2 separate regions of the Mus musculus genome follow, and region 1 is linked to region 2. The links are chromatin loops, found by intact Hi-C in ENCODE. Cell type or tissue: gastrocnemius. All regions are shown on one strand. Links, peaks and the distances in the headings refer to the core of each region. The heading gives the core; the rest is flanking DNA. Region 1 has its middle 19 kb from the start of Dubr. Region 2 overlaps Bbx (bobby sox HMG box containing).

Region 1 (16,273 bases), core at 4,617-12,616, 370 kb after region 2:
TAGTACCTTCATATTCTTTTCATATACAGTTTATAGGACTCAAGTGGGACAATAAGGAAGGGCAGCTCTAGAACTTTACCAGAATCCCAGGGTATTGGGTTGCCATCTGGAAGTCACTCTAGATTCAGTTAATTACATCACTGCAATTTCTGCAATTTCTAATAGCTCGGAAGCAGGTGACTGCAGAAGTGCGTGCGTTGTTCTGCATGATCTGCCAGTAGGAATAATCTCCCTTAACATTTTACCCCCTTTGACAAACCAAGAATAAGGCAGGGAGTTATTTTATGTATTATGCTAAGCACTTACAAAACCCCCCTCTTAATATATATATGCTTATATTTTATTTCATTTTTGTTTATTTAGTTGGCGAGCAGGAAATTGTGTACTGTTGAGTGCCAGCACCTGGGATCAGTAGCGCTGACCTGTGTAACATTAGTATTATAACATGCTCGTTACACCTCAGGCCCTGTCTCTACATGTGCACACTGCTCTGTTTTGCTCCTTATAGCAGAAGGAAAGGACAGAAGCAGATCTAGTCACTAAGCAGAAGATGGAAACCGAGAAAAGATTTTACCCTGAAGGATGAGCAGGGGAAAGCAGTATGAGTGAGTGTTAGCATTCTTACGGCTTCTGCGACAAATTACCTCAGCCTTTGGGGCTAACTCTGGAACTGGACTACATAGATTTAAAATGCTAAGAGATAGCAGTAATTTCTCATTGTATGCAATAAAGCAGAGATCAATAAGGGAAGACCCCTGACATCTTTCTCTGGAGTTCTTAGTATGAGCACACACGTGAGTGCACACTTATATACATGCAACACACATACACACAGAGACACACCAACAACTAAAGAAAGTTTAGAGAGAGAGAAAGTTGAGTTTGAGAGAGAGAGCAAGGGAGTTCAGGGGAGGGGTTGGGAGACTGAAAGGGAAGGGGGAAATGATATAATTATGTTGTAATTTCAAAAAGAAATATTATAAAAGTATAATGTATGACTTTAAATTTCTCTTGTCTGCTTTATTATGTAGTTTATCTGTCTGCTTCTACAAGTGCATGGTAATTGAACACTTCCTGACCTATAATTCATTCCTACAAGATGTCAGATAATGTTATGTCCTCCCAGGGTACTTATAATCTGTACTACACAATTTAGCACCTAATTATATTTGGTTTCATATTGTTCATTATCATGGCATTATGAGACTCTGTCCCCTGAGGTAGATTATGTGATCTTAAATGGCAGCGACCGTGTCTTCACACACCTCAGCACAGACTGATAGGCAGAGAGGGTCACAGAAAAATCTATTAAGAAACCCTGTCCCAACACTTTTTTTGTGGAGTGCCTTTTATGGCACAGAAACAATGTTCCCATTTCCCAAAAAGGTTTGTCATCATGGGGACACCTAGGCAAGGGATTGCTTTGACAGAACGAGTGATTTCCTTTCTCATTCCCTTAGTGTTAGATGGAGGACGAGACACTGCCCACTGTGCTACCATTATTGTTCTGATGTAGGTGATGGCTGGCATTTTCCTCTTCATTTCTTCAATTGGGTGAGTCATCTGATGGTGTCTGGTCCCCTAGGGCCTCAATTGGCTGAGCAGCCAGGCTAAGTGGGTTGGCATGCCTTACCTTTCCTTCCTTTTGAGTGAACATGTGTCTCAGGGACTCAGATTCGCATGTTCTTGGTTTCTTACACCAGTAGTTCTCAACTTGTGGGTTGTGATCCCTCTTGAGGGGTCCATTTACAGGCGTAGCCTAAAACACAGATAACACAGATATTTACATTACAATTCATAACAGTAGCAAAATTACAGTTATGAAGTAGCAATAAATTAATTTTATGGTTGGGGGTCACCACAACATGAGGAACTGTATTAAAGGGTCACAGCATTGGGAAAGTTGAGAACCGCTAACTTTTAGTGTGGTAAAATATTTATAATACAAAATAAAAGTTTCCATCTTAAGCACTCTTCATCAGAGAGCTTATTTTTTAAGGATATTTATACCGTTTTACAAATCCATTACCAACTGTGTCTAAAACTGTTATCATGTCAGTCTGAAACCCTGTATTCATTTGCACAATTCCCTATCACCCCACCCTAAGGTGTTCACTGTCTCTGTGGACTGACTAGTGTAGGAACTCAATAAACATTAATCATACAATGCTTTCCTTTCTAGTCCAGTTTATTTTACTTGACATGGTGATCCCCAACGGTGGCAAATGCCAGAATGCTATTACCCTTTGGGGATCATGTAGAACCTGCCTCTTCTCATAGAAGCCATTATTTAACTATTCATCTATAGGTAATAGATGGTGGGTTGCTGTCATCCTTGGCTATTATATATGATACCAAGTTGTAAGTTACACAAAGCTGTGATATAATGAACAACCATTTAATATTTGCCACGGGCAAACTAACCAAAATGAGTGAATTTGGAAGGAAAGTGGTGGTCAGGCACAAGGGAGGAATTGGAGGGTAGGGAGTGGGTGTGTGCAGATGTGAGAGCTCACTTTTTTTCAGAACATAACTTTTTAAAAATTTAATAAAATATCCGAAGAGCTGGTCTTGGTGGTATATGTTGATAATCCAGCCCTCAGAAGGCTGAATACAAAAGACCAAGGCTATGATGCCTGTTTGAGTTACATAGTTAGACCCTGTCTCCAAAGGAAGAAAAAAGAAATAATAAAAAAGGACTCATAAGACTCAAGGAGTCTCTGGAATCTCATAGCCTGCATTCAGGCTTAGACACTCATCAGGAAAATGTGGCCTGACAACATTTTTTAGATTAGGACCGTGAGCCCTGGGATTTAGTAAATATGTCCTGTTTATCCTTAAAATGCTTCCTGTAGCTAATTTCTGCTCTGTCAGGACTCCAAAGTATGCCTCACTGTCGAGTGGTGGGGCTGTGGAACTCATGTTCCCACTGCTTCATGGGACTTAATGCCTCCTTCCCAGCTTTTCTTACACCATGTGGCTTTGATCCCTGAACAGAAGCTCTGGTGGCTCCCTCTCACATGTGCAGCTCACCCAGGCTTGTTTGTCTGGTCCGAGGTCTTCTGTAACGGCATGAGCTTCACTTCTAGACCAGGCTACCCTTGCTTACATCATCTCTGCCCTGTAAGGATTCCTTTTGTTACTCTCTGCACAAAGCACAGTTCGCTTGACTTTTCTCACTGTTGTTTGCTCCACCCTATGGAAACATTTTCATGCTGCTTCAACATCTCAGCCAAATCTTTTAAACAACGTGTTTGCAAACGGTTGCTTGCTCTCATGAATTATCCCTGTACTTACTGTAGGGGCTATTCATGCTAAGCATGCAAACACATGGCTGCAACGGCTAGTAGGCTTTGAGTCCTTTAGCTAGTGTGTCATTACATGTGTTGGTTCATTTTCTCGTCAGAACAGAGTCACAGGCTGTACTATTGTCACGCATTACCTAACGCTGGACTTCTGACTTTGATGGGCAACTTGTCCTAAACCATACAACTGCTGAGTAACAGAGCTAAGTCTGTAACTCAAGCTTCTTAGGAAAAGTGTCACTGAATGTGTACATTTATTGTCTCCATTAGACTATAGGTCTATGAACGAAGAGTGATTGTAACTGTTCTTGGGAACTGTCCATGAGAGTCAATGCGTGGCTGAGTGCGATTCTGGGGCAGTGTTCCAAATGATAGCCCCAACGGAACTGCACTTATGTCTAGTGCTTGGCTCCCTAGAGACACTCTTGCTTCAGGTCTTCAAAGTCAATAGTATTGTGCACATAGGCTCAGTGTATATGTCAACCTTCTGTTGCTATAACAAAACACCCCAGTTTAAAAAAAAAAGCAACACAAAGGAAGGCAGGTTGGTTTTGGCTCTTGACATTAGATGTTTTAGTCCATTGTGAACTGAAGCCATTGAGCTTGGCCTTGTGAAGAGACTATGCACCGCAGCCAGAAGTGTGGAGTAGAGCAACGCAGATCAAGTCAGCAAGAAATCAATGCCAGTGAGAAATAAGCAGACAAGATGCAAACTTCTCAAGGGCCTGCCTACAGTGGCTTTCTTCCTTCTATTAGACTTACCTCCTTAAAGTTCCATTCCCTCCCAATACCACCATAGCTCTTAGTTTGTGATTTTTTTTTTTTGCGGGGGGATGGGGGGAGCCTTTAAGTCCCAAACCATAGCACTCATTAAATGCTTACTAAATGAATTAGTTGTACCCGTGGCTGTTATCTACACCGAAGATTATAAAATGTGTCTCTGTAAAAGTTGAGCAATATGTAAGCTCAATGAAGTTGAACAGAGTATGTTGTCAGTGAGGAAAAATGGCAATATTAGTGAAAATTGTCATAGTGAATTATTCTGTAACATAACTTGCATGGTACACTGGTATTTGTGGTTACTATTTAACAATAGATCATTAGATGCAAGAAGCTGGAATCTATACGCAAGAGGGACAAGTCCTAAGAGCTTGAGTAGTTGTTCTTTGTAGACAATTTGTAAGCAGATGCAGTTCAAGATTTTAGGCAACACTCTTTATAATTAATAATTTATTTGCCTTAATATGCTTTGAAAATGACATTGTGATTAATCATTGAATCATCCAAATACTTTGGTACTTAAAAATCAATACCACAGGGAGTAGTTATTAAAATGTTAGCCACTGAGAAAGGTACACTCTATATGAAAGAAACTGATTCTGTGTATTTTACTTATTTATGGTCTTATAACTATACCTTAAGGCAGAGCAAAACAAAACAGAATAGTTGAGCTCACCACCTAGTGGTGACAGCCCTGAAAAAAAAATCTCCCCTGAGTTTTTGTCTGAGAACTCAAATACATTTCTCAGATAGTTTGTGTAAGTCGATACAAAATCACCGGGCACAATTCGTTGCCTGCCATGAGCAAGTAGTACATACTTTTAATTTTCTTCACATCAGTAGGATTCGTTATTCTAAAGCAACCGTTGTAATCATTTCTCCCTCATGACGCAATGTTACACATGGCTCTGATCTTATAACACATTTCCACATCCTTGCTATAGTATGTGCTTAGGTGCATGCACAATAGATGTGACTTCACTTCCTCCCATTCTGGGAGGGTATACACATGTACATGAGAACACATGGTTGGACATGTGACAGCATTAACAGAGCGGCAATGACAATGACAATGACAATATTAATATAATTAAAGTGAATAGTGGCTCTTCCAGCAGAAGCTGGGTGTCTGTGTCAAGTAGACTGGAGAGTCACTAAACACGTCTCACCACAGGACCATCTCAACAAAGCACACATAGGAATGACACACTAGCAGTCACTATGGGCTTGGCCATTTCCCTAGCAGATCAAGGTGTGGGGAGACTCCTGGGTGCTTCAGAATCGTAATGAAGATGCCAAAAGCCACACTGGAGAAAAGAAAGGGAATTTATTTTCTTCTAAAAATCGAAATTATGAGATAATCAGGTAAAGGTGTGAAATTGGAAAGGATTACACCAAGTGAAGTAACACAGGCAGAGAAAGACAGACGCTAACTATTCTTTCTCATATGGAAATCTTCTCATTGGATATTTAGATGTGTGTGTATCCCTAGGTTCCAGGAAAGTAGAGAAAAGCTATTGGCCAGATACATAAGGGAGGAGAGACAGGAAGTAATAGTAGCTATAAAAACATGCCAAATATTTGATATGTGACACCCAGGTTGAGAACTACTGCTTTAGAGGGTTGGACACTGCGGTTTCTGGAAGCCATGAGTTATTAAAGAAAACTAGAATGCCAGTGTCAGGTTTAGAGTGCTTCTTTGTGAGCTGTTGGTCATGGAGGTCCCCAGGGGTCCCCAAACAATACCTAGACCCCTCAGGGAGCCTACTACTCTCTTTTAGCTTAATTGTCATGATACCAAGATGCCTTCAAAATATCTTTGTTTATAGCCATAGCACGTTCCCTGTTTACCTCTTCCAACTAGGCCCCACCTCCTAATGACCTGTTCAGCCATGAACCCATCAATGGATTAACCCACCGATGAGGTTAGAGCCTCCATAATCCAATTGTCTCTGAATCCTATTTCAGTGACGACCAAGTTTTCAACGCATCAACCTTTTGAAAGTTTTTGCATATCAACCACAAGAAGTAATAAAACAGGCTGGGTGTGGTGGTGCAGGCTTGGAAGGCAGAGACACTGGGTTCTCTGAATTTGAGGCTACCCTGATCTGTATAGATAGTACCAGGGCAAACTTTGTCTCACCAAAAACCAAACCGAAACAAAACAAGAGTAATAAAAAAAACTAAAAGACTAAAATATCTCCATTATGTTGCCTGTGTAGCACATATATACATAATTTCCCCAGAGGCTAAAAGAGTACCAGACCCCTCAGGATCTGCAGCTGCAGACAGTTGTGAGTCACCTCTAGGTGCTAGGACTTGAACCTGCATCCTAGGCAAGAATAGCAAGGGCTCTTAACCACTCCAGCCCCTCCACGAATAATTTAAGGCAAAATGTGAGGGTCAGTAATGGAGGGGAAAATGTGCTTTCATCTTGTTCTGTTGGCTGAAACTCTAGCTCCCAGGACAGCTATGTTTCCGATTAATTCTGTGGTAGGATAGTCTCCTCCCATCAGCCCTCCTCTAGTTAATCAAAACAATACAAGTCACTGATAAGTATTTTTTAAGGGTGCCTTTTAGTTTAGTTGTAGCCTAATAATACTCAGATATAATAAAATTAGCATACAAGGTCGTTAGTCATAACCTTGGACAGCCATCTTTACTATAGAATGGGCCCTCTTGATACAATTTGAATAAATAAATTTGTCAATTAAAACCACCTAGTTCATCAAAGAAAGTAAGCAAAACAAACTAAAACAAATGTCACGTGCATTTTATTGATCGGAGACTGATTTAAGCACTGAAAATACAGAGCTGCATAGATCTGGCCCCTCACAAGTTTTAACAATAGGTGGGAAGGATGAACAATGAATCTGCAGATTAGGTTTGTGAGGTCACAACATATCCCAGAGCTGGATGTTCCCCAGAGAAGCTCGAAGAGGAACAGCATTTAGGACAATTATGCTTTCCTGGCAACTTGATTGGATTGAGAAACACCTAGGAGAATCTAAAGCACACATTTAAGAGTATCTAAAACTCCAGAGATAACTGACCATAGCTGGGAGGTGGACCTGCCATGAATGTGGATAGAATTGTCCAACAAGCTGAAGGTTCAACTCCATGATCTCTCTTCTTCCTGGTTGTCTCAAGGTACCAGCTCTGATCTACTTTGCCCTCAAACTGCCATGCTATTCTGTCCCACCACAGGCTCATAGGCTCCCAGTAATGAGTAGCAAGCCACGGACTGAAACCGCTGACCACAAGGAGCCTCAAATAAAGCTTTTTCTCCTTGTAAACTGTTTCTTTCAGGGATTTGTCACCATGATGAAAAGTCTTATTAGTGTGGCATAGAGGTGGCTTGGGTCAATAGCTGCTTGTCTTTGGTGTGTTTTCTGTGAATTTTGGTGTGTTCAGCAGTGAAATGAATGACTTAGGGACATGGTCTGAAGAATGGCCAACTGCTCTTGGTTTGCCTGATCCTTTCTCAGTTTCAGCTCTGATTTTGAACCTTGAAGTTCTGGGAGGCCTCAGATGCCTGGGAAAACTGCTTACTGTTTGTCCATATCCGGAGAGAACTCTTGAAGATTTTGATGTGACTGAGGTGCCCAGAAAGAATGTCAGTAAGAAGATCTCTATTTTAGAAATGGCATTTCAGTTTATTTTTCTGTCCATATACGTATTATATGTACACACACTTTATTATACACACACACATACACACACACACACACACACACACACGTGTTAGTCAACCATTAGGAAGATATATCATTTACAGGAAGATGGAGAGAATTGGAAATCTTTAGAATAAACAGACAAGGCTCAGAAAAACAAATACCACATTTTTCTCATATATAAATCTAGATTTAATTTAAAAAGAGTTGAAAGAAGACAGAAGCTATTTGGAAAGTGGGAGGAAACCAGTAGGAAGGGCAGGAGAAAGTAATAGGATATGAATATATACAACATACATTATTGTATATAAAATGATGTAATTATATGTATAATATATGAATGCAATAACAAATCCATTAGTCAATAAAATGAATATATGTGAATAGTGATATAAATACTAAAGATTTTAATTTAAAAAATTTAAATATAAAATTAAGCAAAGTTTTACATTTATTTAGTGTGTGGCATGCAGCAGTCAGGGGATCACTGCCTGGAGTAAGGTCTCTCCTTCTATCTTATTGGTTCTGGAGACGGAGTCAGGTTGTCCGGCTTGGTAGCAAGTGTTTTTACCCTCTAAGCCATCTACCTAGTTCTAAAAATTCAAAATCCACAAATGTGTACAAGGATAAAGCTTAATAGTTATAACAATGTGTAGCATAAACATTCTTGCAAGAAGCAATGGCAGAGCGTGAAAGAAGTCATGTCTAATGAAAAGAGCAGAGTGCACTTGCAGGCATGCGCAGTGCCCTCCCCCGCTCTGCCCCGTGGTCAGCTCACATCCCAGAACGAGGTTCGCTCTGCCACATTTGTCCATGAGAGTTTTGTGGCACAGTGTCAAACATCTGGACACATGACACACATCTGAAAAAGATGTAAACAGGAGGTTAAGTGGATCAGGGGCTGCACTGATATGTATAGCTGTTCGATGACAAGTCCGTGTGGTATTATCCTGCCTTCTAGTATGGGGATTATGTACCCCTTCCCAGTCCACAGGTTTTAGCTATGAGAGAAAGGTCAGTTTGCATTTCATAGGCCAACCTTCAAATATTTCCATTTTTATTTTTCTATAGGGCTAAAAGCATTGCCCACCCGAAATGCAGACATTAATGCCAAAATACCTTGTTGATTCCAACACCTATATGCTGCTGTGTGTGCTCCCACTGTGTGTAGGTTTGCTATGGGCTGACCTCAGGAAGGAGTGTGGCAGTAAGCAAGGAATGAACAAGCAAACCAGTAAATAGCTGGCATAGTTTTTGTCCTCTGAGAGTGAAGAGTTTTGCTGAAGAGGCATAATCTTATCAAAAATAAACAAATAAATGAAAGGCAATTTAATAGAGACAGTTTAAACATCAGCTCTTTTTTTTTTTGTAGTTGTTGTTAGTTCAGAATTTAAAAAGAAAGTAGGACCAGAGCCAAGCAGCCAGTTCTAAAGTGACGTCCTTAAACTTTAGAAGTTTCCTTGGCGCAGCAAAAACATTCCAGGAAGTAAAGCGGTTATAAATAGTTTCGGATCATTGTGGAAATGTACTGGGAACCTGGCAGAAAATGAATCAGTCGGGCTTTCCACAAGACCCACCTCAAATGAAGATCCCAATGCAAAGTGGCAGGAAGCCGTCTAGGGATGCCGCGACTAGGGATGATGGGCCGGTGGCGATGGGGTTCCAGGCATGAGAAAGAGACTCAGTCTGAAGTGCTCTCAGGCTGGATCAACTCTAAGGAAGGAGAGCATTAACAGAAGTTTTCCTAACAGAAGAAGAAAGGCTCCGGAAGACACCATTTCTAGCAAGGCAGGCTTTCTCTCACAAGCACTGAAGATGTTTCTGTCTGGGGTAAGGGCTTCAGCGTAGGCAAGCAGGTATAACGAGCACCATTGCATTTGGGTGGATGGGGGGGATAAACAAAGGTATTTCTGGAGAAATTTGCAGTATTTTTTTTACATTCCCATCTCCAATATGTCTCATTGTGAGCTATGGATGGACTGTGATGTCCAGTTTAAATAGGAAGTCCCCATAAAGCACGCCGTGGAGATTTTAGTGCCACGAGAACGGCTTCCTTTGTATCTTTAATTTTATGTGTATGGGTGTTTTTCCTGCACACGTATCTGTGCACCACGTGTATTCAGTGATCAGAAGGTATCAGATCCCTTGGAACTAGAATTACAGACGGTTGTTAGCTGTCAAGTGAACGCTGGGAATTGAACCCCTGCCCTCCGCGGGAGCAGTCAGCATCAATGCTCACACCCAGAGAGCATTTCTCCAGCTTTGCCCGCTCCGTCCTCCATCCGTCCTTTCTATCTCTGAAGGTAGAGTGACTGACAAAAATAGCCATGTTCCCTTTTATACCTTGGATGGATGCTTGTGAAATCATGTTCCTGTTTGACGCGTGAGATGGGAAAATTACAGAACTCCAGAAGGGGGTGTGGAAAGGGGCAAAGAGAAGAACTCTGCAGTAATGGAGTTTGCCTCATGGCTCTGCCGTTGTTTACCTCGTTTCCTGGGCTCTGGGGACTTCTGGACCAGAGAGCTAAGACATACTTTCCCTGGAAAATGCTGGGACTTTATTAGGCTGGAAATAATAACAATAAAGCAAAAGTAAAACTTCCTATTGAAGTTTCTTTTGAGCATTGATGAAAAAAATATTAGACCAGTGGTATGATGGGCAACTTATCAGTTCTGACTTCTAGGGAAAGTTTAAGTCAAAGAAAACCTCTCCAAAAGAGGGACACTGAAGTTCTGAGAGTTTTCTTTCCCAAGGTCAAAGGGTGAAATAGTTTGCAGCTCCGAGAACTTGTGATTTCCTTCCTGCTTCTTTTTATCTCTATCAACCCTGCATTCCACTGCTTTGCCGTTGATGGCCCTTCCTCCCCACACCTTCTGCAGTAGGGACTTTCCATTCAGTCTGGTGGCAGCGGTTCTGGCAACAGCTCTTGCACTTGTGTGGCAAGCTTTTAAATTCCCATGCTTTTGAGCAGCTGCAGTCAAGCTGACATGAGTCAGTGGGAGGGGCTTAGGGGAACCTCCAGGGAGCAGTAACTTTTTGACAGTCTCACAAACAGAACATTTTAAGTCTAATGACTCTAAAAGCTCTCCCTGTACATGCAAAAGCAACTGCAGTTTTCCCAAAGTCTACTGTTTTTTTTTTTTCTTTTCTTCTTCTTCTTTGTCTTCTTTTTTTCTTTTGGTCCCCAGAAAGAATCAGGTTTCTGCCTATAGCAAGACACATTCTTCAAGGATTAACTGTGACCTCATAGCTAAAGTGGATACAAAATAAAATCTGGAGACAACTGGAAAGTGAGAAGGGGTGGCAGGGAGACATTTGGGAATACAGAAGTGCCAAGCTCTGGCTTTTGCAGGCAGGCCTATTGCCTAAATAGGGAAGGCAAGTTATTATTTTTCTCTTCTTCTACTCTTACTGTACTCACATAGGTGATTTTCAGTGTGGGTTCCTTTCCTAAGGCCTCAAGGGTCCCAGATGGCTTGTTAGAGGATGAACGTCTTCACCTCAGGCTCCTTCATCGAGTACCGAGAGCAGGCAGTGCCCTTGTCTGAGGCCACTGCATCGAGTACCTAACTGCTGATATTTGACCCTAGAAGAAGGTCAACTTGGTCAGCCTATTATTAAGAGAAAAACAAGGATAGCAATGGATCACAGACCCCTTCGGGGAACTAGAAAATGACCTCCACTTCTCTATTTCCGTGCACTGTTCTTCCCAGTGTAGCCTTTCCCCGTTCTTTGTTGGGTATCATAAAATGAAAAGAGTGAAGAATGCGGGATCCCTTCTGGGAGGAGTGAACCACAGAGGAAGGGGGAACAATTGATTCTTTTGATAAATGAAAATTTAGACGGTGCTTTTCCTTGCAATTTGCAAAGACAAAGCAGTGTCACGATCAAGTCCCTCTTTATACCGAGAAAAGGCAAGAAAATGGTTATCATAGCATACATGCAAGCAACAGCCAGAGGTCGGTTGGAAACGCAGAGGGACGATCCCCACGGCACTGCAAAATTTCACTCGGTGACTCACAGGGACAGGTGAGGTTAAATGTTGTAAAGAACTTTGTCTCTGTAACTCCTTCCATGGGTATTTTGTTCCCCCTTCTAAGAAAGATCAAAGTATCCACACTTTGATCTTCCTTCTTCTTTGAGTTTCATGTGTTTTGCAAATTGTATCTTGGGTATTCTGAACTTCTGGGCTAATATCCACTTATCAGTGAGTGTATATCATGTGTGTTCTTTTGTGATTGGGTTACCTCACTTAGGATGATATCCTCCAGATCCATCCATTTGCCTACGAATTTCATAAATTCGTTGTTTTTAATAGCTGCCCCACCTGGGGATCCATCCCCAAAACACCCACCAAACCCAGACACTATTGTGGATGCCAACAAGAGCTTGTTGATGGGAGCCTGATATAGCTGTCTCTAAAGAGGCTCTGCCAGTGCTTGACAAATGAAGAAGTGGATGCTCACTGCCATCCATTGGACGGAGCACAGAGTCCCCAATGAAGGAGGTAGAGAAATGACCCAAGGAGCTGAAGGAGTTTGCAGCCCCATAGGTGGAACAACAATATGAACTAACAAGTACCCCCAGAGCTCCCTGGGACTAAACCACCAATCAAAGAAAACACATGGTGGGACTCATAACTCTAGCTGCATATGTAGCAGAGAATGGACTTTTTGGCCATCAATGGGAGAAGAGGCCCTTGGTCCTGTGAAGGTTCTATGCCCCAGTATAGGAGAATGACAGGGCCAGGAAGCTGGAGTGGGTGGGTTGGTGAGCAGGGGGAGGGGGAGGGGATAGGGGATTTTCAGAGGAGAAATTAGGAAAGGGGATAACATTTGAAATGTAAATAAAGAAAATATCTAATGAAAAATTAAAACTAAAACAAAACAACAAAAGTTTTAAAGAATAGAAAATTTCTAAGATATATATATATATATATATATATATATATATATATATATATATATATATAAAGTAGCCAGACCGTCACGTAAGGCAGAGGTTTTCAACACTGTAAGCCCATTTGGGTGTCACATATCAGATATTCTGCATATCAGATATTTGCATTATGATTCATAGCAGTAGCAGTTTTATGGTTGGAAGTCAGGACAACAGGAGAAACTGTATAAATTTGCAGTGTCAGGAAGCTTGAGAACCACTGCCCTAATGGGTCTTAGATAATGGCCAGGGGTTTAGACATCAGATTCAGAAGGAGATATGGGAACCAGAGGGATGATAACCAGCTGGGGGTTCCCCCAGTCTTTCCCTGGGAGCAGCCTCGGCATCAGTACATCTCCCTCCTGCTCTCAGATCTGCTCATCACCCACCAGCACCGCTGTGCTATGCTCTGGCTCTTCCGTGATTCGATTCTCTCTTAAGAACTCAGGACTAGGAAAGAGCGTTAAGTGGCTGAATCATGACCACATATCTTTGTTTACACCTCTAGGGATGCACTCATGGTAGGGAAATGATTAGCAAGACATTGGGAGGTGGCATTTTCAATTCCAATTTAATTTTATCCATCTGTTTACCCTCACAATGGCAAGATGATCCCCTCCTCCAAATCCGATGGAGATTCCCTCTCTCCCTTGTACTTTAGTAATTCTTCATGTGTGGATCTTAAGGGACTATCGATCTAATTTCTCTCACATGACTGGATTTATGGAGATAAGTGATAGATATATTGTGTTTCTAGTGTCTTTACCTATATGCCTAATAAGATTCATATATGTTATATATTTTTAAAAATATATAAGCTCAATAAACAATGCTCAGTGAAACTAGCTCAGGGAAAATTAGCATAATGCGAATAAAGAGAATAGGAGTACAGCATTGATAGAACATGTCACATCTTGTCCATTTTCTCAATTCGTCTGTACAACAATTTTGTTGGTTCTGTTCTTCATTTTTTGCATGAGAAACTATGGCTCAGCTTAAAGCGATGTCCTAATTCATGTAAGGGAAACAGGCGGGGAGGAGATTCCAGCCAGGGCAACAGAGGTCAGACTGATCCTCAGAACTGCACTGCCCCCTGGAGGAGGATCAGAGAGATGGCAAGTTTGTTTCTTAGTCTTGTTTTCTCAGACACTCAGGCCAAGTAAGTTACTTATTTGGTGGCTCATTGACTAAGGGAGACTTTTATGTTGACTCATAAAAATGAAATATTCTTTTAGATTAAATGTTTTTCTGAAGGAGCCAATAGTTCACAGTAAGCTTTTCTCACTCTTACTATTCTTAGTGATGTGTATGTTTTTTAATTTAAATAAATAGAAGCTATATGGATAAATCCACAAAACAATATCCAAAGAAGAGTAGTTGTGTCTCACATAAAAAAAATTATTTAGTCTTTCCTATTTGACTAACAAATCATAAAATCTTCCTAGTTTACTCTAATCTTTAATAATTTTAAGTATTCTCTTCTTCTCCTCACCAAAGGTATTTCTGATTTGAAAAAAAAAATCTTGCTTAAACATGAGTAAGCTTTATGCAAAATGGCAGTCAGCTACATATTTTTATTGACATAGTGTATAACTTTTGTTTTGCTGTACATTATTTATCTGTGGGTGTGGATGGGGATGTAAAATTCTTTCCTTTTACCATGTGGGTCTCAGGAACTGAGGTCTTGGAGGGAAGTCCTTTAATGTCCTCTGCCATTTTGGAGCGCTGACTTTTTTTTCCCAGACAGGGCTTTTGTCTATAACACAGAGTAGCTTTAAACTGGTAGGAATATTAAAAATTTTATTTAGTGTATGCATATTTTGCATATATGTGTGTGTGTGTGTGTGCGTGTGCGTGTGCGTGTATGTATACTTGTGTACCTAGTCCCCAGAGAGGCCAGAAGATGGTGTTAGATCTTCTGAAACTGGATTTAGAGATGGTTTTGAGCCATTATGTAGGTGCTGGGACTCGAACATCACCGGGTATTCTTAACTGCTGTGCCATCTCTCCAGCCCCCATAGATTTATGCAAATTTTAAAAGTTGAATTATATCAGAGACAGGGCCATACTTTCTGGTAAAAACATGGTTTAGAGAAATATGTCTAGGAAATGGTAAAAAGCCAGGCTCTCACATCATATGAAGATACTGTCTCGTTTGAGTGAACGTGGAGGACAGGATAGTTCCCGGCATGGCTGAAGCAGCTATGAAACTTTGGAGGGCAGAAGGGAGTGGATCTAGAGCCAACCTGAATCCAAAGGCAGTGGCTTAATCTTTATGTAGTAGCTTACTGAAGTGAAGATGTTAGAGATGAGCTCTATATCACTCTTTTCCTCATGCGTGAAGCAGTGTCACAGAAACATGTAGAACTCACATCTGTAATTAAATATTTTAAATATGTGTGTTTATTATTAGCCTATGTCGTGTGTGTGTCTTTATCAGTTCTACAATAAGGATTTACTCAAGTTTTAAGTTTCAAGTATGCCTCCACATAAAACCAGAGACACTGAAATTAATAGAGGAGAAAGTGGGAGAAAGTCTCGAAGATATGGGCACAGGAGAAAAATTCCTAAACAGAACAGCAATGGCTTGTGTTGTAAGATCAAGAATTGACAAATGGGACCTCATAAAATTGCAAAGCTTCTGTAAGGCAAAAGACACTGTCAATAAGACAAAAAGGCCACCAACAGATTGGGAAAGGATTTTTACCAATCCTAAATCTGATAGGAGACTAATATCCAATATATACAAAGAGCTCAAGAAGCTGGACTCCAGAAATTCAAATAACCCCATTAAAAATGGGGTACAGAGCTAAACAAAGAATTCTCAAATGAGGAATACTGAATGGCTGAGAAGCACCTGAAAAAAATGTTCAACATCCTTAATCATCAGGGAAATGAAAATCAAAACAACCTTGAGATTCCACCTCACACCAGTTAGAATGGCTAAGATCAAAAATTCAGGTGACAGCAGATGCTGGTCAGGATGTGGAGAAAGAGGAACACTCTTCCATTGCTGGTGGGATTGCAAGCTTGTACAACCACTCTGGAAGTCAGTCTGGTGGTTCCTCAGAAAATTGGATATAGTACTACCGGAAGACCAAGCAATACCTCTCCTGGGCATGTACCCAGAAGATGTTCCAACTGGTAATAAGGACACATGCTCCACTATGTTCATAGCAGCCTTATTTATAATAGCCAGAAGCTGGAAAGAACCCAGATGTCCCTCAACAGAGGAATGTATACAGAAAAATGTGGTACATTTACACAATGGAGTACTATTCAGCTATTAAAAAGAATGAATTTATGAAATTCCTAGGCAAATGGATGGACCTGGAGGTCATCATCCTGAGTGAGGTAACACATTCACAAAGGAACTCACACAATATGTACTCAGTGATAAGTGGATATTAGCTCAGAAACTTAGAATACCCAAGATACAACTTCCAAAACACAAGAAAATCAAGAAGAGGGAAGACCAAGGGGTGGATACTTCATTCCTCCTTAGAATAGGGAACAAAATATCCATGAAAGGAGTTACAGAGACAAAGTTTGGAGCTAAGACGGAAGGATGGACT
Region 2 (16,273 bases), core at 4,016-12,015:
GTTTTTACCTTATCCTTTTATAATTTTATGCTAGTGTTAGAAAGATAACTATGATTTTCTTATTAAAAATATTCATTAAAATAATCATGACCGAACAAAAGACATATATTTTTTTAAAGAGAATTGGGGAATGGGCACAGAGAAGCTAAGGTTTATTTAATAAAGTTACTCCTATTATATGAGGCAAACGGGGATTTTGAACCTCAAATACCTAATTCCATACTGCTTCTCTGAATAACCTCACACATTACCTCCCCCTTTCCAGGGGGAAAGGACTTTCACCCAGGCTTTCTCACTGAGCCTGCATTAACTTCCACCCTGACTCTTCAGAACCCTTCCCTCCCCTTGTGATCAGCCCAAATGTTCAGTGTGTTCTCACTTCCCTCTACCTCCCCGGCCTCAAACGTTAGAGCTCTGGCTCACAGTCCCCACCCCCAGCCCCCCAGGCTCGTAAGAACAATCAACCATCATTCATTCATTCTAATCCTGCCACGGTTCCCTATTTAGGAACAATTACAGTTCTAGTCACTAGAAAAGAGGACAAAGCAGACAGTGCTTCTGACTTCATGGGAAGAAAAAGATAAACAAGTGAAAAAAATGCAAAGATAATTCCTGTCAGTGGCGTGCATTGTGAAAGCAAGGTAATTTCTGTTCTGTTGGCTGGCTTTCTGCAAATTTATTTTGTAAAACTGTGAATCACAGAAAGTAGGAATTCCAAGTCTCTACTCTGCATAAAATAGATACATTTTAGTTATTAGTTAACTAGGGAAAGTATAATGATGGAGGAAGGGAGAGAGGGAGAGAGACAGAGGGAGGGAGGTAGGGAGGGAGACAGGTAGAGGAGGGGAGGGGAAGCAAGCCCTAAACTGTGAATAAAGCTTTCCTCTGTAAATGTTGCTTTCCCCAGTGAGATTGTTATCAACCAGAGCCTTGGGCCTCTGTGTGGCTCCAGACTAGGAAAGGTGGTCTCATCTGAATTGAAGCCATGATCCCCCTATTTTCTATCTTCTCACTCAAGCACCCATTGACAAAGCCATGCTGCTACTGACCTCTGTATCTATGGAGACAGATACAGCTTTGGGACAGCAACCAAAACAGAAGTCAGCAAGATGAAAACCTCAGACTCGAATTCTTTAAGAATTGTGAGAAAAGCAATTTCTAATGTAGACTATCTAAAATTATAAGAAAATCCAAATCTTTCTAAGATGTAACTAAATTCTTTGACAGTTTTGAAAAATAAGTATGGCCTGTGTATGACACATGAGAGCAATGCCTACAATGGCCACAAGAGGGCATAAGATACTCTGGAGCTGAAATTAACAGGCAGTTGTGAGCTGCCAGATGTGGGTACCAGGAACGGAACTCAGGTCCTCTAGAATTGCAGGCCCTTTTAGCCACAGACCCATCACTCCAGCCCCCTAATATATAACAATTCTTAAAAGCTTACCAAAAATAATTCAATTTCTATTTTTAAATTACTTTATAAAATTTAGACGTGAATTTATTTTAAACAGAGCAGGACGACAAAACTCCCTAAAGTATGAAAATGCAATTCTATCACTCCTTGCATACGGATCAGTTACCACAGGCCTCCAAAGACACTGACTCTCAAAACTTACTGAGCCTGGAAAACAGAATACACAATCTCCTGAACATATTCTGAATCCATAAACGTCTTTCTGCTCTATTACTTTCCTTTTAAGCATTTATGGAATTTTAATTAAAATTATCTAGAACTAATACCAGGTATGGTGGTATAAACAGGAGGTAGAGGCAGGTGGTTGTCCATACTTAGCTGTCCCCATACTGAGTTCAAGGCCGACCATGACTACATAGTAAGAAAATTTTTGTATAATAACAATTGGACACAAAAGGCCCTGTCTAGAGGATAGGCTAGGGGCTACGGTCCCTGGCTCCCAGGACATAGGTTTAGACACAACATTACCAGAATATCTTTGAAGAAGAAGAAATAGTATTGCTTCAATAATTTTTATTTCAATATTAAAAACAAATCGACTATAAATTAGTTGAATCAAGTTCAGAAGAACGGATAACATAGAAGATACTGTGTACAGATTACAAGTCCTCTGCACATATTCTATAGCTTTTAGGTAGTACTTTTATGGAACTCCTGACTGTGCAAACTAGTGTGTCTCTGATTCTTGTGCCTTCTCTTTGGGGGTCTTTTATTTCTACTGTTGGCTTGGCTTATCTAACTTCATTATGATGCTTTAAGTTTTATCTTATTTTTTATGTTTTGTTGTTATCTCTTAGAAGCCTGTTCTAAGGGACAGAAAGGGAATAGATCTTAATAGTAGGGCAAGTAGGGAGAACTGGAAATCGTGGGGGAATGGGAACTAATTCAAATTATATGAGAAAAGAATCTACGATTAATAGAAGGGAGGAAGGGGCTGGCGAGATGGCTCAATGGGTAAGAGCACTGACTGCTCTTCCAAAGGTCCTGAGTTCAAATCCCAGAAACCACATGGTGGTTCACAACCACCCATAATGAGATCTGACGCCCTCTTCTAGTGTGTCCAAAGACAGCTACAGTGTACTTACATATAATAAATAAATAAATCTTAAAAAAAGAGGGGGGGGAGGAAGGACCCACATCAAAAGGATACTGTGTACAGCTTAAAGAACAATTTATTTTGAATAATAACATGTTTGGCTTTTTGTTTTTAAATAAAGCAGCCCTACTAAAAATTAGTCCCAAAATAAAACCTGAAGACTATTTAGCAGATAAAAATTCTGACCTCCCCATCAATTGATTCAGAGACTACCTGTGCTAGCAAGTGCTCTACTGTGGAGCTGCACCCTGAAAACTTAAAATACATATATTTAGGATATACATCTCATAACGCTAAATTAGCACTTAAAGCTCAATTTGTTCTTTAAATGATAACTGAATCACTAATTGCTAGAAAGGTGGCTCAGAAATTTGCAGAGAACAAAAGCCAGTTTAATTCCTAGCACCCACATGGAGGCTCATTCATGACTGTCCTCAACTCCAGTTCCAGTGGATCTGACCCCCCTCTTCTGACCTTCATGGGCAGCAAGGCACACATGTGGTGCACTTGCACACATGTAAGCAAAACACATAGATAAAATAGAATTAAAAAAAATCAATCTTTTTGAAAAGTCGAGTTATCTTGCATTGTTTTTTTTTTTTTCTGAATGATAAAGTGGTTGAAAAGTTTACCTACAAGGTCCTTCTAGCTCTTTAAAGTTAAAAAAAAAAAAAAAAAAAACAAGCCTACGACACCCTAGTTAATGAGGAAGCCTGAATCTCAAAACTATTTGAAATACAAAACAACTCCAAAAGGCAAAAGCAAACAAAAAATTGAAAAACTTCTGTATGACCAATATAAGAGGCAGCAGATCCTATATATTTAAAGGAGGCCCTTAAACTTCATGTTAACTTTAATTGTGATCATAAATGCAGTAATTCACAGCTTCCTCATTATCTAATTAGTAGCAAATAATACAACTAGGCTGCTAACAACCTTGGAAATAATCAAATGATAATGGAAAAACTACCAAAGCCCAGATCTGTAGAATAGCATTATGCAGTGTCTAGGGACACAGAGAGCATATTACACCTGCACCATCATGTCTCATGGATAACTACAACAGCTGCACCTGTACAGATGATGCATACATACAGACATACAGACATACACACAATTAACAGAGTTTTTATAAATTCTATTTATAGAAGCAGAAAAATAGCTATGAATTTTGTAAAGTCTTTAAGCTTTTCTTGTCGCAGAACATGTAAGATACCTAGCCAGATTAAGTGCTTACACATACAAGTCTGACGGTCTGAGTTTGATCTCTGGAATCTACAAACAGATAGAACACAACAACACCACAAAGTTGTGCTCTGGCAAACACACACACACCCTCTTACCACCACCACCCCCCCCACACACACACACACACACACTAATGAGACCTTTGTGAAAGCACAAACTTCTGGAACTTAAATACTACCCATTATAAGTACCAGGTACATTATAGGCCCACAACAATGCATTGACATAGAAAGCCTTATTTAAGCGCCAACAACCTTGAGGCAAGACACTACTTTCACAATAAGGAACCCAATTCATGCCTAGAAGCTGACTTAAAATTAGTATTGTTTGGCAATTGAATGGCTATGATTTTCAAGGACAGTCCCTTAGCTGCCAGGATAGGACACTTATAACCCTAAACACATAACTTCCATGCTTCTATAGAAAAGAAACATTTTAAAAACTCGTTAAGTCACACGCTCTTAGTCCCAGCACTCTGGAGGCAGAAGCAGGTGGATTTCTGAGTTTGAGGCCAGCCTGGGCTACAGAGTGAGTTCCAGGACAGCTAGAGCTACACAGAGAAACCCTGTCTCGAAAAACCAAAAAAAAACAAAAAAACAAACAAAAAAAAACCACAAAACTCATTAGTCTTATAAATGTCATCTATGTAATTGAGAATAAATAACTTCATAAAAAGCAGAAAAATGTTTTAAGAGCTCCCAAACACGATACCCACAACTAAAAATTCAAGATGAAAGTTGCACAAATCGTTTTTAAAATATTTCAAAATTTGCTCAATATTTGCTACTTATAGAAAACATTTAAAATGCTTCTGCAACACAAATATTTTATTAATCAAAAAGCTGGGCAAAATATCTAGTGTCTGAACAACCTAAGAAATAACTACTTCTGCTTCAATCTTTGAATTTTAAGTTCCAGAATCTTTTCTTACAGAAACATTTCAGCCCTTAGGCATACACTATCAATGCAGAGATACTATATACTGGTGATCTAAACTTTATTAAATTCTGATAACAGTACTACTAATAATACTCCATTATTCTTTTCTAAAAAATGCATAACAAGTATTTCTCAGAGGACAGACTCTATGATTACCAATACGACTTAATTAAATTCTATAAATTCTGCACAAGTCCTGGTAAATTATATTATTGATGCATAACTCATATCCTTACCTTAAACCCCTGTTAGCCTAATAAAAGACACAGCAAATTCAAGGATACCAAGCATACACTGCAAATGTGGTACATAAACTGAAGATCAGCTCATATCCACAACACAGGAGAGCTAACAAACCACTAGTTATAATATGGCATACAATTCGATTTACAAAGCTACTTTTAAAAATATTCTCTGCTTAAGACCATAGTTACTATCTATTCAGCATATTTAAAACATTGTTAGCATTTGAAAACAGAAGGACGAAGAAAATATGAGATTTTCAATTCAGATTGACTAAGAGCCAGGTACAAATGAAGGATCACCAATAGAGACATTCTAAGAATCATAAGAGACAGGTATGGTGGCACTCAAGAGTCCTGGAGACTGTCAAAATTTCAAGGCCAACCTTGCCTATTTACAAATTTCCTCACCTTTATCCCAGTACTGGGGAGGCAGAGGCAGAACGGCCTCTGTAATTCAAGGCCAGCCAGGACTATAGAGTGTCTAAAAACAAATAAGCAAACAAACTCAAGAAGGGCCATTCCTTTCCTGGGAGGACTGGAGTGGGGGATGAGGGCAAGGTGTGGGCAGGGGTGGAGGCAGGGGTGATATGATATTGAATTTCCCTTTTATCTACTCCAAGCTACCAAAAGCATACAACAGCAACAGTGTTTGTATAAAAATAACTATTATACAAAGCTCAATAAATGATAATATAATTGAAGATATTTAAAACAAAGCCATTACCTTGTTTGAAAATTCAGAACCTTGAATTTAGGTTTTCCAAACTTGAACATTTATTTGCATAATGATAGAAGACTAAAACCATGACATTTCCTCTTACTTTAAATACTCCCTAACATTTTTTAACCTTGGGATACATTTTCCTGATAACACACCTACATATCAGATATAGTTTTGATAAATTTAAGAATTCACATTTAATATAATTGACATCAAAAACTAATGTTTTACTAATGTAATAGGAAATCTTGCTACTATCTACATTACAATAAAACAAATTCTAAGTACATTTTATTGCATGAATCTGGGAATATGATAAAAAAGCGATGCTGTACATCCAAAAGAATTACCAATCAGAGCAATGCTGAAAGGAGACAGTGAAAATAATTGTCTCAAAAATTAACTGAGAAAAATCCAATGCACTTAAGAGCCTCCTTTTATTCAAAATACTGTAACAGAGTCACTTCTTTAAAATCAGGACAACAACAAGCAAAAAAAGAATACATATAGATAGGTAAATAAATAAAAATAAGCATGGGTCTCCAATTTATAATGATAATCTTTTTATGATTTTCTATACATAAAATATATAAAACTGATAATTAAAATTATCTAAACTGTCTACAAAACAACTTAAGCAACCAATTTTACTTAAAAATATTTTTCTTAATATCTGTTGTGTTTAGAAATAAACTTCTCAAATACAATCCAGTTATGGGGAATCCACCACCATAAACAATGACATAATCAACAAAGATATTCCAGAGATTGCTAACTCAGAATCCTAAAACAGTTTAAAGGCCTACGGAAAATACGAATAAGGATTTTTAATTCACTAAGAATAGGATTTTGTTACTGTTCTTATATACAAACAACTGAATGTGGCCAGGGACTAGAAGAGGAAACTTCATGTCTGATTAAAGAACCAGGGATCAAACTGGAGAACAAGCCGTATCAATAGTAAGGATTACTCTTTTAACTTTTTCTTTCTGGTAATAAAAGAGGCGCCCTAAACATAGGTTAAGTGTCTAAGTAGAAAGAAACATAAAGAAGTCCGTTGGGATGGGAGGGACTACAGAGCATCCATCAACATTTCCTTGAAAAGGCCTGCCAGGCTTTCAGAAGTTACACTTAAATAATGTGACCCTTTCCTGAGAGGACAATAAGGAGACAGATTAGACCCTTCAAGAAGTGATTCATCCCTGGACACGCATGGCGACAGGGGATCCTACATAAAGCCTGGACCTTGTGTGTTTGCTTAAGCCGCAGCACAGTCTCTGTAGCCCTTTAAGTGGGAAGTCTTTTTAAGGTAGCCAAATATCACAGGACAAGTGACTATGGCAGGCTCCTAATGGAGTGATAAACACACACGGCTCCAAGACCGTAGGCAGCACCTGCTCTGCTCTCCTCTCCATGTCTAACCAAAGAACGATCTGTGCATGATCTGCCTTGACAAGACCACTCATCTGACTTCCATTCTGAAAAATACTTAATCCCAAGAAGTAAGATAAACAATGGAAAGCAGGTTTTAGGAGGAAAGCCACTCACACTAACAACTCCAGAGAAAATGCAATCTGAAAGAGGCCCTGCGCTCTGCAAGCACACAGAGAGAGCTCTTCTCTCCCTAACAAGGAGGCTGGAGTAAAGAACAAGGGTCCATAATGGCCACAGATTACACCCCCAGATATAAAATCACTGAGGAGGGGCCTCAAATTTTAAATAACCACCTACTTCCAAAATCTCAAAATGAACCATTCTAGCTAGAGTGCAAATAGCCTCTGCCACCACTGTCTTTCCTTTCATAAGGAGGGGAAATGGCACGAGCAGGGCAGCGAGGGCTCTCTGGCTCCTGCGAACCTCTGCTGGCTCCTCAGAGTCAGGTGGCACCTCCACTGGCGCCAGTGCGCTGCGCTTCCCCCTCCTTCCTGCAGATGGAGTTAGAGAAAGAGACTGCGTAGGGCCCAAGAGCATCTCAGGCTCTCAAGCAGACTGGCAGGAAAATGAAGCCACAGAAACCCCGTGCTTCCAGAGGGGGGGTAAAAGGCAAATGTAGATGCTGCTGCTTTGAAAATACCGTAGAATTCTAACCTAGTCACTGGCCCACCATATTTTCAGTAAAACACACAAAAGCTCATGAGAAATGGCTTTAGATAACTACTGACAAATCAAGTTTAAACCCCACCCTCTTTCCCACAGTCTATGTCCCTAATAGGAGGCAGGGTGGTAAAATGCCCTCTCCTGAATGAATTTATATTCAAGTTGCTCTCCGTCTGTAGCGCCTTGCTGTTGCCTGGAAACAGGAAACCCTTCCCACCTACATGCTTCCTGACTGCTCCCCCCATGTCTCCCTCTTCCAGCTCAGTGAAGGTACCTGGCCACGCTTCCAGATATTGTTTGTCTTAAAGAGTGACTCTATACAACAGAGCAGCAGCGTAACTGCTCAGACAGCACACTAACGAGCCACACAAAAAAGTACTGATAACGAGCTTATTCAGTCAGAACCAAAGACGCACACTTTAATACCAAAAGAGTTTAAAATAGCACACGTTCATTGTTCATCAAAACAAATACGCTGAATAAAAACAAACAAAAACAAACAACCCAGAAGTGTGGGATTTGTGTAAGCCACTCTGAAAGCCTTACTTCCTTGGGACAAGGGAGGGCATGACCCGTTTCCCCGGTGCCTCCTCACGGCTCCCAGGGCCAGCTGTTAAGCCTTTATCGAGTCCTTTCCTGCGTTCTACTCCCTTTGCTTCCAATGCACTTCAAGCATTGATTTTCATCCATCATTACTACATCAAAACAACGACTACATCGTATTATCAATTACTTAGAAAACATGGTTGTGCCAAGAAGTAGCAAAGCGATCTGCACATCTCTTAGTACTCCTTGTCACACTATTCCTATGCACTAGCAGCCAACAGGGCAGGTACTATAATCTTCCCACTTTACAGGTGATGACCCTGATGTTTAGACAATTTGAGTAATGTCCCCAAAGACTAGTAAGCCTTCAGTGCCTTCTAGGAAGATAGCAGAACAATTTTCCTCTCCAACCCTTCCTTCTTTCATTTTTCTGACAAATACATGGACCAAATGCAGGCTTCCCTCTAGCTAGCTGAGTCCACTGGGCTCCACATCCAAACCAACACTACACTAGAGTCCATCTGTCTCACCTTTACCACAGGCTAGGGCCTTAAGGTTCCATCCTGGTGTTTAATTAATAAGGCTTACAAGAAACAAATATATGTTTTTCAGAGATGTTGTAAAAATAAGTCTCTTCAGGCTGAGAATGTGAGTCTATGACTCCACACCTAGCAGGCACAAGGACCTGAGTTTAATCAACAGCATTATAAGAACAGACCAATTAATGTCTTTAAGGAATTTTAGGGGAAAAAAGTAACAAGTTAAGTTTTGGTCGTCTTCTAAACTACAGACTTAGGACCCTAATGCTAAGACAAAAACAAACAAACGAAAACCAAAATAAAATGGGTAACTTCACAGATAGATCAATAAATCAATTGACTGATCAATCCTCTGAATAGCAAGTTATACCTTAAAACTACTAAAACCCAGTAAATTTGAATCACAGATTTACTCAGTGTCTAATTTTGTTCAATTAACATTCCCTGTTTGGGCTGGAGAGGTGGCTCAGTGGTTAAGAGCATTGGGTGCTCTTCCAGAGGTCCCGAGTTCAATTCCCAGCAACCACATGGTGGTTCACAACTGTCTGTAACTCTAGTTTCTGACACCTGCACACAGATAGACATGCAGACAAGTACTACTGAACATAAAATAAACAATAAATTTTTTAAAAAACCTTCCCTGTTAACAATTCTATAAATCATTTTAAAATTAAGGATTTTCTATATGTACAACAGAAAACAAGCTACATATACATAACTTAGACCACACAAAGACTTCAAAAGAAAACTAAAACTCACGAGTTGTCCCAAGGACAAAGACTTGGTGAATCCCTAAGCCAGAATTAACAACCGTTGAGTAATTTCAGACACTCTATCCTCTAGTTAGAAGTGGAGGCTAGAAAGATGGCTCCATGATTAACAGCACATACTATTCTTATAGAGACCAGAGTTCAGTCCCCGGCACCCTTGTGAGGAGGCTCATAACAACCTTTAACTCCAACTCCAGATGATCCAGGGTTCTCTCTGGCTCCCATGGGCACCTGCACTCACCTGCACATACCCTGACATCGTCCCCCCCAGCCCTCCCCCAACCCTACTCCACCCCACACACAAGCATAATTTAAATAAATTATTTTTGAAAGGAAATTACTCTGAGATACAGGCAGTATTTTACTCTTGAATACACTTTAAAAAAAAAAAGTCATTCAACATTTGTGTGAGCAAAATCACAAAATTACAAGCTAACAATCTAGACAGGCCTGGGTTCTGTTACAGTCTTACAGTTCACAAGCCGCTTTCCCGCCAGTGTTTCTCTGGGGCTGCCTACGCTGCCGCACTGCCCCGTAGACTTCTGTGGCAATTTCAGCAGCAGCACACTAACAACAGGTGGCTGTGGGAGCCGACTGGGAGTGTGCACAGGATAGCATTACACACATGTGGTTTGTTTCGTTCTTTTTCTGAACCTTTGTTTTCCTGATTCCCATCACACTTTTATTCTTCATCACACTTTAAATTGTCAAACTTACATGGAAGTCTTGGCGCCAGCCTTCCCATCTTGAATAGTTTCATTTATCAACATTTCATTTTAAAGCCTGGCTAAGCAACTGTTTACCAAACTTTTGAAATAGCAGGCTACCCAAGGATTACATAACTATTCAAATTATTTAAATTAGGTGGTATTACCCAGTGAAATTAGTACAATGACCAGTAAGTATTACACTGTAAGCAAAGCATCAGAGATACATGTTTAGCTGATAGAAGAGATTTGGTCTTGCTACGCTGCCCAGGCTGACCTTTCCTAAATGAAAAGGATACTGATATTCAGACAATTTGAGGGGTTTGTTTGTTTGTTTGTTTGTTTGTTTTTAAAAAGTCACATTTCCTAGGAAAAAAGTGATCAATCAAACCCTAGATGTTCAAGCCATCCAGGAATACGTGCAAAGAATGTCATATGAACCTTACCTGGTGATGACAATATTTTCTATTTAGTAATGGCGTGTAATTTGCCATATAAATAGATAGTCTCTATCTTCAGAATGGTGAGGGAAGGGAAGGAGAACAATGGGAAATCACCTGTCTCAGCTGTAATTATACAACTGAAAAGGTAAAGAGAAAATTCTTTACAAGACACTTTACCAAGTTTATTGATTCCAAAGTGTTTGGGAGGTGAATTTATCCTACATTAAATGGATTGGTTAAGTCACCAGAGTTCATATGAGTTCAAAGGCCTTTTGTGTCCTGCCATTTCTTTGTGGTTTTTAGGAATCTTTGGTTCTAACACACCTTACATTTTATCTCATTTTAAAATCTGAAACAGGTCTAATAGTGAGTCGTCAGACACGTGGGCCTCAGACCTGAGTGGAAGGTTTGACAGCAGCCACTCTTGGTCTACCTCCCTACTGCAGGAGAGTCTGCTTAAGTCGATTCACAGTGCCCTCTAGCCCTGAGCCACTTTCTGGGGATTAAAGTTTCTTAATATTGAAGGAAAAGAGAACAGAGACTCTTAGGCGCTCAGTTTCATCTCCAACTTGTGTTAATGAGGGCGACTTAAAAGTTTGATTCTGAATACTGCTGATTGTTTTCCAGTTCGTATTTGTATACTAGTTGGAAAGTATACTAACAAAAAAACTGCTTTTATTTTACTTTGCTTGTTGTTTACTGTCATATGCAACGCCGAGCTAGCTGTTGAAATGCCAATAGCACGACTGCTCCTTATCCTTAGTAATTTCCAAAGAATCGCCTAGACACTTTCTGTGTGGTGTATGCACCATGTTCCTGTGTGTCCACACTGGTGTGCATGTGGCTGCCGGAGATGACAGCAGGACTGTCTCTACCCTAAGCATGAGCAGCCATGCCTACCTTTTTTTCCTGTTGCTTTATACGGATACTGGGGATCTGAGCTGAGGCCCTTATGTTTGCCCAACAATTACTTTACAAACTGACTCTTTCCCTGTGCTCATAGCCTGCATTTTAACAATCATTAACAATATCTATTTCCTTGAAATCATGCTTCTTCACAGATCTATCTAAAGCTGCTACATTGCAAACAGAGAAATACCAAATACCCAAATGTAATTTTTCAGGTGAGTTCTGGAGCGAGAGGATGCTGGGTAATAAATATGAGTCCTTTATTGGGTGCCAGATCCTGGATTAGTCACTTAACTTTTCTGCTTCTCATTTTCCTTGTTTCTAAAGTGAAAATGTTTACAGTTTTCGCCAGCGACTTTACAGAAGAATACACATTTTGAAAGATTCTTAGCTATTTATGTTGATTACTTCATACCAAGGATTCAGTAGTTGATTAACTATTAATAAATCAAAACATAGAAATATATAATCTGAAAAAACATAACCATACTAATGAAGAGTCTGAGATTTTTAAATTACAATTATTCTAGATGACCATGCTATAAAATGTTGGAAATGAGTTAACAAAAATGACACGTGTGTTTATTTTTAAGACCTACAACATTTTAATATTTTATTATTTGTACTTTTATAAAGAAATAGATTATTTAACTAAGTCTTCAAGAATACTTAATCCTGCTAAAAATAATTATCTAATTCTTTTCTGGTATTGTTTAAAATAATGTAAATGTATATTAAAGGATCATAACTTTGAAACACTGAGCAGTTGCACTAATGCAAGTTAATTACTGTGACTATGACCTCATTCTCACAAGGATATACCGTGGAATATAATATCATTGTTTCACTCGGCTAATTTGTTTAAATTGGGATAATATTGAAGACATTAATTTCAAGCTTGCTGAAATTTTTAAATAGACAAAAAAGCAAATGTATTGATAGTAAGCTAAAGGTCCAGACTGCTTCTGAAGACAAAATTAACAAAAAGGTGGCTCACTTAATACAACCTAGTGAAACTTTTCTGACTGTTTTACATTCTTTGAAATGAATCCTTTAATGTAACAAGAGAGGTAAATCAGTGTAAAGAAAAAATTACCTTCCCTAAACATATTTCAATAGACATAATTTTTATTTGAATGACTGATAATTTAAATGCTACTTTTAAAAATCAACCTGTTTATATGGTTGTATATTAAACATTTAAATGATTATAGCACATAGATGTTAATTTTAACCTTTTAAAAGAGAATGTGTAAACACAGTAATGATCAGAAGGTCTCAAATAAAGGAAACAACATATTGAGAGTTTACTTGCAATTATAAAGCATTTATCTATAAAGGCTAACTAATATGCAATCACTATGATATATGAGAATTCTACTAGCTCATTCCAGGAGCTACTTTCTCTGAAGGGTGGTTTAGTAAGTGCCAACCGTCTACAAAGAAGGTATTAACAAGCAAACAAACAAACAAATGATTTTTTTCGGCCTATTTTAAAAGATACATGTAACAAATTCATTAGGAATTTCTGAGGACCAAAGAAGGAATTAACTGAATACTGAAGTTTGGAAAAGTTTGGGAGTCAGTCAGATATGGTTGTCAGCATACAGTGGTTTTCTGTTCAGGAATACCTGTACAGCCTAAAGACCATAATGAAGCTGATATGCTTCTGGGTTGTAATTTCCCATCTACAAAATAATTTATTCATAAAATAAGCACACTTGTCATTTCAAAAAAGGTTAATACCCTACACCATTGACAGCAAGCAAGAAGAGCTGCACAAATGAACTAATGAACTCCGTTCAGTGGGCTAAAGGAAGCACAATCGTACACACACACACACACACACATCCCACACATCCACAGACTGAGCAGGAAAAACGGACTCTAAATTAGGATGAGCAAGGCAAGGCAAGCACCTTTCTTGACAACATTGACAACTTCTTAAACTTGTGAGGCCAGAAGCACAACCAGAGACCAAAGATTTGCTTCTCAGTAAATTTCCATGAGAGTAGCCAGTTGACTTCAAGGGAATAGATAGGACACAAAGAAACTGCTATGGACATACCCTTAGTAACTTTGTAAGGAAAACTGGCATCTTATGAGATAACGTATGAGAAAATCAGTCTGATACAAGTTCTAGTACACAGTGTCTAATAAGCTGCCTAATATTATTGTTATTAGAGAATTTTATCCTTAGAGTACAGGAAAGTATCTTTTTTAGGATAACTGTGCTAGAAAATCAAAGGTCAAACACAGATATCATGTAAGTAGCTATTCCTGCGTTAAGTGGCCACATGTCATGATCTGAAGGCAGCTGTATGTGACTGGCTGGAGCCTATTTGCTTACTGCTTTAAGCAGAGGCATATTTTACACGTATTTCAAAAGCCACTGAAGGGATAGAAAAGGAATGGTCAGCCCTATATATCTTTAAAAGTTTGAGAATGAAAAAAAAAAGTATTTATTGAACTAAATAGACTGAGTAGAAGAGGCCACCCCAGCAGAGTAAAGGGGTGAGTCACACTGGCCCCAGGGGTTTCTCCAGAACTCGAAAAAATAGGGCAAGTAAGATGGCTAAGAGATGAGGTCCATTCCTGAGCCCACCTTAAAGTAGAAGGAGCGAATTGATGCCACAAAATTATTCTCTGACCTCCACATACTCACTGTGGCATGCATGCCCATCCCATACAAATCACACTTACAAATAAGAAAGAAAGAAAGAAAAGCACACACATACAAATAACAACATGAAAGAATCTTAAAGGGGCCAGCAATATAGTTGAGCAGGTAAGGCACTTGCCACCAAGCCTAGCAGCCTGAGCTCATCATTAGTTGAAGACCTAGCCTACCCTTCTATATGCATGCCTTTTACATTCATTCTTTATTTCACATGGGGCTGGAGAAATGGCTCAGCAGTTAAGAACACTGACTGCTCTTCCGAAGGTCCTGAGTTCAATTCCCACCCACACATATTGATGAAATAACTGTGTGTAAGAAAGAAAAAGAAAGGAAAAAGAGAAAGAAAGATAAAAAGAAAAACGCTGAAGTAGAGGCATTGCATCTATTTCCATCTACCTGTTAACAATTCCAAAAGACAACAGAGAGGTTTGAGAGGCATTATCAGAAAACAACACAGTTCACAATTTGATAAAAACACGATCCACATGAAAACAGCCACAAAACACTGAGAAATAGCCTACAACAAAGGCAGCTAGGAGGTACGGAAGGGAACATTTAGTGCCATGAACAGATCAGCTTAAAGCTTCTCTGTAAAGGCGGGGTGAGGAGGGAAGGGGGGAAGAAGAAGAAGAATCCAGACGTGTCATTTGGGATCTTTTCTTTCCTTATCAACCTAAAATGTTCAGGAGACAAAGCAGAGGAAAATAAGGTCACCTCCCAGTTTCTCTCATTTCAAAAGCTACAGCCACCTATAACTCCACACAATGTTAAAAAAAATTAGTTTCAATATGAATGTTAAAAATAAAACCACACAGGACTGGAGAGATGTCTCAGTGGCTAAAACACTGGCTGTTCTTCTGGGGTCCTGGGATTAACTCCCAGTGACCACATAATGTCTCACAGCCATCTATGATAGGATCTGATGGCTTCTTCTGGCATGCAGGCATGCATGCAGACAGAGCACGCAAACATAAATAAACATTTAAAAATAAGTAAATAAATAAAACTGAAACCACAAAATAGCAAAGAAATATATACTATGCAAATCAGACCAGCAAATAAACAAGTTTAAGAAAACTAATCATCCCTATAAAATTCAGGACAGTGCAAACAAGAAATTAACAAATTTAAGACACAAGTATAAACAGTACTAACTGTTCAGAGTCCCATTAAGGTCGTCTTATGAAATAACAGTGGAAACCAGCTGTGAATAGAGCCGTAGAGCAAAGGCAGCACACAAAGTTGACTTTCAGGAATGTGAAACTGTAAGGCAGACAAATGGAAAGAGAAAGCAGGTAGAACACAGACAAAAGAAACAAAAGGATCATCAGTGTTACAAAGAATGCAGAAATACTCAAATCAAACTATATAATAGACACACTAATAACATAAAAGATATATAGCACTTTGAATCCCTGTAAGAAGGACTGCATTTGTTTCAAAGACGGGTAGCTAGGTGTGACAGTGCATACCTATAACCCTAGCATCTGGAAAGTAGGAGATGAAGAGTTCAAGGTCACTCTTGACTCCATAGTGAGTTCAAGATTAGCCTTGTGCTACATGAGACCCTGTCTCAAAAAACAGGAGGCTAAGAGGCTAATAATATGTCTTAGCAATTAAAGGAATGTCTCACCAAATCTGGCCACCTGAATTCAATACCTAGGATTCACAGGAAAAATATCAACTCCAACAAGCGTGCATGCGTGCGCACGCGCGAGCACACACACACACACAAATAAGTAATGGTAATAAAAACGACTTTTAATACAAAAGAAAAACAAAACAAAGATGTGTCACATAGAAATTGATTAGACAGAACACCAAAATATTTTTTTAATCCCTATTACTTTCTTGCG

What was found. Peaks named below come from ENCODE experiments on the same cell type or tissue, not always from the same donor. Only the 100,000 strongest peaks of a DNase experiment are listed, where the experiment ranks them.
Region 1: a loop joins it to region 2, with 3.0 times the contacts of the local background. A loop is called at or near these places in 2 of 42 quality-filtered maps.

What each region holds. Positions count from the first base shown.
Region 1 is chr16:50,743,138-50,759,410 of GRCm38, forward strand. No RefSeq gene overlaps it. Among named protein-coding and RNA genes, the nearest start is that of Dubr, 19 kb to the left of the region's middle. In gastrocnemius, for the core only: no CTCF peak of the experiment used is centred there; no DNase peak of the experiment used is centred there; H3K4me3 peaks cover 1,878 bases; H3K27ac peaks cover 3,411 bases.
Region 2 is chr16:50,373,503-50,389,775 of GRCm38, forward strand. All of the region lies in intron 2 of Bbx (bobby sox HMG box containing), which reads right to left. Among named protein-coding and RNA genes, the nearest start is that of Bbx, 51 kb to the right of the region's middle. In gastrocnemius, for the core only: a CTCF peak has its summit at 7,637; a DNase peak (open chromatin) is centred at 7,638; H3K4me3 peaks cover 1,069 bases; H3K27ac peaks cover 269 bases.